2 separate regions of the Homo sapiens genome follow, and region 2 is linked to region 1. Evidence: chromatin contacts called from ENCODE Hi-C or POLR2A ChIA-PET data. All regions are on one chromosome and are shown on one strand. Each heading gives the region's core, a stretch centred on a gene start or an enhancer-like site at or near the end of the contact. The rest is flanking DNA. Distances are from core to core; before and after follow the strand shown.

The links. Hi-C counts contacts between places; a loop is a spot of excess contacts on that map. ChIA-PET counts read pairs that join two places held with the same protein, here RNA polymerase II (POLR2A). Pooled maps may share reads with other maps.
Region 2: a loop to region 1 is called in a map of B cell, with 4 times the contacts of the local background. The contact joins the promoter of CCL3-AS1 here to the enhancer-like site in region 1. A Hi-C loop is called at or near these places in 9 of 168 maps with a recorded cell type or tissue (B cell, CD8-positive, alpha-beta T cell, HCT116 and 6 more), 12 of 37 single-sample maps with no recorded cell type and 12 of 50 pooled maps. POLR2A ChIA-PET finds 5 or more read pairs at or near these places in 11 of 52 experiments (B cell, GM10248, HEK293 and 8 more).

What each region holds. Positions count from the first base shown.
Region 1 is chr17:36,125,611-36,129,160 of GRCh38, forward strand. The region is part of intron 2 of LOC101927369 (a long non-coding RNA gene); the gene reads right to left. Among named protein-coding and RNA genes, the nearest start is that of CCL4, 24 kb to the left of the region's middle. Within about 2 kb of position 1,786, at least 4 of the 41 ENCODE cell types and tissues checked have a DNase peak (open chromatin) inside an H3K27ac peak, as active enhancers do; they include B cell, where a contact is called at or near this core.
Region 2 is chr17:36,072,914-36,076,463 of GRCh38, forward strand. CCL3-AS1 (CCL3 antisense RNA 1) reads left to right here and starts at 1,700. Exons shown (of 3, transcript NR_186417.1): 1 at 1,700-1,935.

The DNA.
Region 1 (3,550 bases), core at 536-3,035:
GTTCTTGTCCCACATCCAAGAAGAATGAGGTTATGCTGACAACCAAAGGATGAGGAGAGTTTTATTGAGTGACAGCTCTCAGCAAAGAGAGGACCTAAGAGGGCAGTCCCCTCTCCAAAGTTGGATGGTCTCTTCCTGACTGAAGGTGGGCAGTCCCCCAGTGTGGCTGAGTCCAAGGCTTTTATGGGCTCAGAATGGGGTAGTGTGTGCTGATTGGTTTGTGAGTATGCAAGAAAGGCTAAAACAAAGGCACCACTCAAAGGTGGGCACAGCAGTGTAAAAAATCAATTAGGGAAGTGTAGGTATATGTAAAATAGGTGAAGGGTGGGGATCAATTAGAGGAAAGTGTGCCAAATGGGAAGAGAGGTTCCCAGTCTGGTCTATGGATTTATCTAAGACTCGTAGCTTGGCTTTCAGGCTTTAAACCGTCTCTGGTTTGAAGACGGGGTTTCACTGGGGACCCACCCCTGTCTGCCTAGGGATTTGTCTGCCTCCTGTAGCTATCACTGCTCCATCTCCAGGTGCCCTGGTCCCTTCTTCAGACTGAGTCATCCTTCCTGGGTGCTTGCAAATTTAGCACCTCCAAAGATTCTGAGATGCCAATGTGAACTAACTACCAGGGGTGTTCAGTCTGAGCCCTTCTCTTGGCTTGCCTAGTATTTCTTTGCTGCTAGGGTATATTGTCTTGTCCAGGCCCCCCATAGATGGTCATGAGTGCTTGTCACAGCTCCAACCACCAATGACAAAGCAGGCTTTGTATTCGTCTCCTTCTTCTTCTTCTTTTTTTTCTTTTTCTGAGACAGAGTCTTGCTCTGTTGCCCAGGCTGGAGTGCAATGGTGCGATCTTGGCTCACCACAACCTCTGCCTCCCGGGTTCAAGCAATTCTCCTGCCTCAGCCTCCCAAGTAGCTGGGACTACAGGCGTGTGCCACCATGCCCAGTTAATTTTTGTATTTTTAGTAGAGACAGGGTTTCTCTATGTTGGCCAGGCTGGTCTCGAAATCCTGACCTCATGATTCACCTGCCTTGGCCTCCCAAAGTGCTGGGATTACAGACGTGAGCCACCGTGTCTGGCCTCACCTCCTTTGACTGTCATTGGGGTTTTACCTCCACATCTCTTTCACTGAGATTCTGTAATTTGGGGAGGAGAGAGGGCAGGCATCCTACTCAGGCTTGTGTGGAACATTTAGTGTTCTTCTCTTGTTATTTTGTTCACTCTTTAGCTCACTGAAGCAGCATTTCCTCTAGGAACCTCTGAGTACAAAGCAGAGGTCAGAGACCACCAGGCATCAGGGTAGACTCTGTCTCTCAACCTTCTAGGCCCTCAGCCAGCTTGCAACCTTTGAACACCCATCTTCTCAGGGAGTGACTTCACTACCCACCTGTTACTGCCCCTGCAGTTAAGCGGCAGCCCGAATTTCATACCTGCATAGGGATCTCAGCTGGGGGGTTGGTCAGCGGCTTCCAAGCACACTTTCAACATCTCTCCCAGAAGCTCTTCAAATCCTCTTGTCACTGAACCTCCAGGAGGCCCCAGATGGCCCCCAGCACACTACACCTGGCTTCATAGCTTACGCATTCACTCTGATTTTCTAAATGACACAGAGACGATTCATTTCTTTGGCCACTTTTCCTAAAGGTACCAGGAACATCCATGCCTTGTTGGGATTAGCAAAGTGCTAAAAAGTGTTCTTAAATGTCTCATGTTTGGCGATTACATCTCCAAGAAACCACTACTGTAATTAGAGAGAAACCAGCTGTGAGATAGAACAGGAACTGGCTCACCTGGGGGCACTCCCTGGAGACCTCGTATTTGTGTATACTTCCTGCCCTACTGTTTCTGCTCTGCCTTCCTTTCTGGTGACATTGAGGGTACAAATTGTTCCAGGTGTGTGCAGCACATCAAAGCCTAACTGGAAGAAGGCACAGTCTTCATTTTGGTGGCTTTTATCACCATGAGGATGAGGTGACCTGTGCTCACAGTCCTCCTTTCAGGATCGAGGGGAGCAGAGAAGTTTCCAGGCCGAGCCGTAGGCCTGGGGATCATCTGACACAGAGGCAGGCTGTGTCCCCACTGCATTCATCAGACCCACTTCCTTTGACCTACAAGAGGGATCACCCTGCATTTTCCATCCTTCTCATCAGATTGGGTTGGGTCTGACCGAAGTTGGATGTGGAGAGTAGGGTCACTCCTCTAGGTGGGGGATGTGCCCTCCATGTGGGAATCCAAGAGGGAGCAGCTCTGAGGTGAACACAAGGTATGTGCAGGGTGGGAAGATGGCTTGCTCTGAGCAGAGATTTTATAATATCTTCTTATGAGATGGAAAGAAGGGGGTTATGACAACGCAAATTTCATTCCTGCCAAGACTCTACAGACTTCAGAGCAGAGAGAATATTCTCCCAAGGGCCAGACTGTGAAAATGGGGAACTTAGAGTGAGAGTGGAATTGAAGAAGCTGAGGGAAGAACACAGAAGCGTGAAGGAAGAAATGGGACTCCTGCTGACAGTGAGGGCTCCTCATTGGCCAGCAGATCAGCATGCTGGTATTGCTGGTCTCTCCAGCCCACCATGACGTTATCGCATCATTCTGACTCTGCAGGACAGGCACAGCTGCTGTCTTCCTTACAGCCGAAGTCTTCCTCGGACTTAGTGAGGAAGGAACAGAGCACAACCAAAAAGCTTTCCATCTTATAGCCCAATGTCCTATGTCTTGCTCTATTTGGTTCATTAAATCTGATTCATCCAGACTATCTTGTGAAGTTTGTATCTTTCTTTGACATCAGTTATGATCCTCAGATGTCTTGGAAGCCCCCAGGAGCTCATGCTCCCCTGGAGATAGCAGCTTCTGTGGCTACTCAAATGTAATTTAGGGGAAAGGCTAAAATAAGTGAAGTCCTTACTTGTGCCCTTCCTGGCAATTTTGATGGGGGATGGGGCATACCACAGAACAGCCCAGCCTCTGTCTGTGGTACCCTGAGGCTTTCCTGCTCCAGGCTTTAGTGCCCCTTCCTATGCCAAAACAAACATGCCAGGATTTCTCCCCAGGATTGCTCACAATCTTTATAGCCACTGTTCGGGGTTCCAGGGAATATCCAAAGAAGCTATGAGTAACCTCATGACGATGGAAGTAGAGTGGCCTTGCTAACTGCTGACCTCCTTCTCCAGGAGGAACGGTTACACCTGCAGTTGACTCTAGCTTTAACGGCTGAGAGAATAAACACAGGCACACCTCATTTTATTGCTACCTCACTTTGTTGCACTTCACAGATACTGCACTTTTTTACAAATTGAAGGTTTGTGGCAACCTTGCATTGAGCAAGTCCATCAGTACTATTTTTTCCCAACAGCATGTGTTTACTCTGTGTCTCCAGTAATTCTCTCAATATTTCAAATTTTTCATTACTATTATGTGTTATGGTGGTCTGGGGTTAGTGATCTTTGATGTTATTATTGTAATTGTTTTGGGGTATCACAAACCATGCTCATGTAAGACAGTGTACTTAACCCATAAATGCTGTGTGTGTTCGGACTGCTCCACACACCAGCTGTT
Region 2 (3,550 bases), core at 450-2,949, 53 kb before region 1:
AGAAGACTAAAGAAGATCTGCCCTCACCAATGCAGGCAGGCATCATCCAATTCACTGAGGTCCCAAATAGAACAAAAAGGCTGAGGAAGGGTGACTTTGCTGTCTGCGTTTGAGCTGGGACATCCATCTTCTCCTGCCCTCTGACATCCACGCTTCCGATTCTTGAGCCTTCAGACTCAGACAGGGACTTGTACCATCACCTACCCTTCTTGACCCCTTCTCAGGTCTGTGAACTTGGACCAGGACTGACAACTTTGGCTGCCCTGGTTCTCAGGCCTTCAGACCAAATCACACCACTGGCTTTCCTGGTTCTCCAGCTTGCAGATGGCAGGACTTCTTGGCTTCCGTAATTGTGGGAGCCAATTCCCCTAATAAATATCTCGGTATTTATATCTATATCAACATTGGTATCCAATCTATATCTATAGAGAGAAATAGCCTACTGTTTCTGTTTTTCTGGATAACTGACTAATACATTCATTTTATCATCAAGATAAATATTTACAATGTGGGATCTGAGAAGGAGGTGGATTTGGCTGCTTCGGGACCTGCTTTCCTGTCCTGCCTAATCTCTCACCTCCTCATTTTTGCTTATATTAACATTAGCTTGGACTGGAAAATTCTGCTCTTCTAGTCCTGCAAGCTCCAGATCACAGGATTCTTAATTAGCTTGGTTTTCAGGCAGCAAGCAGAAAGTACATTTCTTTAAAAAACTACTTTTTTTCCCCTTCTCTGCTATCAGAAGAATCAGTTTCAAAGTAAGTTAATTTCTTTCTTAGTGGGCCTTACTAAGACTGATGCAAGAAATAGTCTCCAATACCCTGAATTTTCGTTTTTGATAAAACTTTGGCTCGAAGATGGACTTAGAATATATAACAGGCCATGGGGGTAACCGGCAATTTTGGTAACTAGAGGTATCCCCACTGACTTTGACCTTAGCTACTGCCTTCAGCCAGTTCCACGTTTGGGGACCCATACTTACAACATTGCAGTCTATGTTAGTTAGGGATGGTTTAAGTCACAGTGTCAGAAAAATAACTCAATCTGGCTTAAATGATAAAGGGAACTTATTAGTTCACATAACTGAAGCTTCAAGAAATAGAATTAGTTTCAGGCAAAACTTGATTCAGTGGTCCTTGTTTCGCTATGGACTATACATGTCTTTCTGAATTTCTGATCTCCCTGCATTTGAGAGCTTCATCCTAGAAAGAAGTTACTATATTCATCCTAGTTACTCTATTGGCAGAATAGCTTCCAGAAACTTCCAGAGCAAATTGGGAAGACAATGTCTGTATCCTCGTATTTTGAGCCAAGAGCCTGAGTTCCACTTTTATTGGTCTGGCTGGCTTGGATTAAGAGCCCATCTCTTAACCCAGGGGCCAGCAAACTATGGCCATTGGGCCCAATTTGACCTACTACCTGTTTTTGTATGGCCTGCGAGCTAAGATGTTTTTACATTTTAAGTCATTGAAAACATCCAAAAGAAGATTATTTTGAGAAATATGAAAATTGTATGAAATTGGAGTTTTAGTGTCCATAAAAAAGTTTTATTGGAATGCAGTTGGGTTTATTTGTTTCTGTATTGTTTACAGCCCACAGTCTAGCAAGGACTCCTTACCTGGAATGAATCATATTTTCATACGACAAAGCAGAGCTGAGTAGTTGTGAAAGACACTGTATGACCCACAAAACCTGAAGTAGTTTCCATTTGGTCCTTTACAGAGCAAGTTTGCCAACCTGTATCTTAATTCATCTTTGTGGCCAGAGAAGTGGATTTACTGATTTGTTTCAGCTGATCAATGTCTATAACAAGCAATGTTGATGGGCTGAAAACCACACAGACTACCAGAGGGGTTGCTTTTCCGAAGAATCATGTAAGGATAAAAGAGAAAGAAAGAGAGAAAGACCTTGGAACCCAACTAGTATCTACCAAATGTATGTAACTTTCTCATATTAATTCTGTCTTTATATGTGAAGATGACCAATCCCCTGCCTGTGATTACATCACATCAAGCATGTTCTTCCCAAATTGGGGGTTCAATTCAGACTCTCCTGTTATATGCCAGTTGTCTTAGGGATTTTCTCACTTTATTCAACACTATACTCAATTTTTACATTAATAATGCAGTAATAATATACCCCTTTGCCATTCTGTATTTTCCTGTATAATAATAATTATTATTGTTATTATTATTATTTTTTGAGACAGTTTTTGTTCTTGTCGCCCAGGCTGGAGTGCAATGGCATGATCGCAGCTCACTGCCACCTCTGCCTCCTGGGTTCAAGTGATTCTTGTGCCTCAGCCTCCTGAGTAGCTGGGATTACAGGCACGCACCACCACGCCCAGCTAATTTTTGTATTTTTAGTAGAGATGGGGTTTCACCATGTTGGCCAGGCTGGTCTCGAACTCCTGATCTCAGGTGATCTGCCCGCCTTGGCCTCCCAAAGTGCTGGGATTACAGGCGTGAGCCACTGTGCCTGGTCTTTCCTGAATTATTTTACCGGTTTTGTAAAAAGATTTTGATCGGGATATACCCTGTTGCCCCACAAATGATGGCTAGTTCCCAAATCTGAGACTAAGTTTTCATTATAGACTTTATATTCTAAACTAAGTCACTAACAACTGGGGCCAGACAATCCTTCCAGGGCATTGTAGACATAGGAAAAGGAAAGAAAGTGGCCAGCCTAGTGGGTTCCACCTTTGTGAAGGAGAGGTCTTTACTTCTAACTGCTCTTGAAGCCCAGTGAAGGGGTCTCCAGAGGGTAACTTGTACAAACTGGAAGTACCTGCAAACAAGGCAACTCATTTTCCAGTTGGATGTCAGCTTACATGGTGAACCTCATGATTTGCCTGAGCCAAAATGAGCAGGGGAGAAGAAAACAGAAGATAGGAACCAAAGCAGGGAAAAGGATTGCTGGAGGCTGCTCTCCCACCACATGGAATGAGCTTTCCATTGGCCGAGTGATCCTGTGGAAGGGAGCTGGGCTCGAGCCATCCTCCCAGTGACACTCCGCAAAGGTTGGGGGAATCACATGTCCCATTTTGTCTGGGAAATGACCCAGTTTATGCCAGTTGTGCCAGCATAGTTATTAATAGTAACCCCTTTGAGTCTTAAAGTGCTCATCCTACCAATAGGAGATCCACTGCTTAGCTTACAAGGATCTTAACAGCAGTAGCTGATGGGGTGGTCTCAGGGCCGCTGTCTACAAAGGCCCCTGGATGTGTGGGCAAGAGGGTGCTGAAAGCCAGTCTGCCCATCACCTGTAAGGTCTTGCACTCACACAGGGCTAGGTGTGCTCCATGGTGCTTTTTTGTAACATGCTCAATGGTGTCTTCCAGGCTAGCAAAGGCCCAGGGTATGCTGCCAGTGGTGTGAGCAGAAGAGAGAGGTGAAAGATGTTGGGCAAGGGTGGGATCTCTCACCTAAGAAACTATGCAGAGAGAGGACCCTCAGGAATGCCCATCTATCCGAGGGAAATATACATGCATTGCCCATAACTTCAATATTTTTTTAAAAGATGCAGGGATAACCTAGCAGTGGGGGCAGGG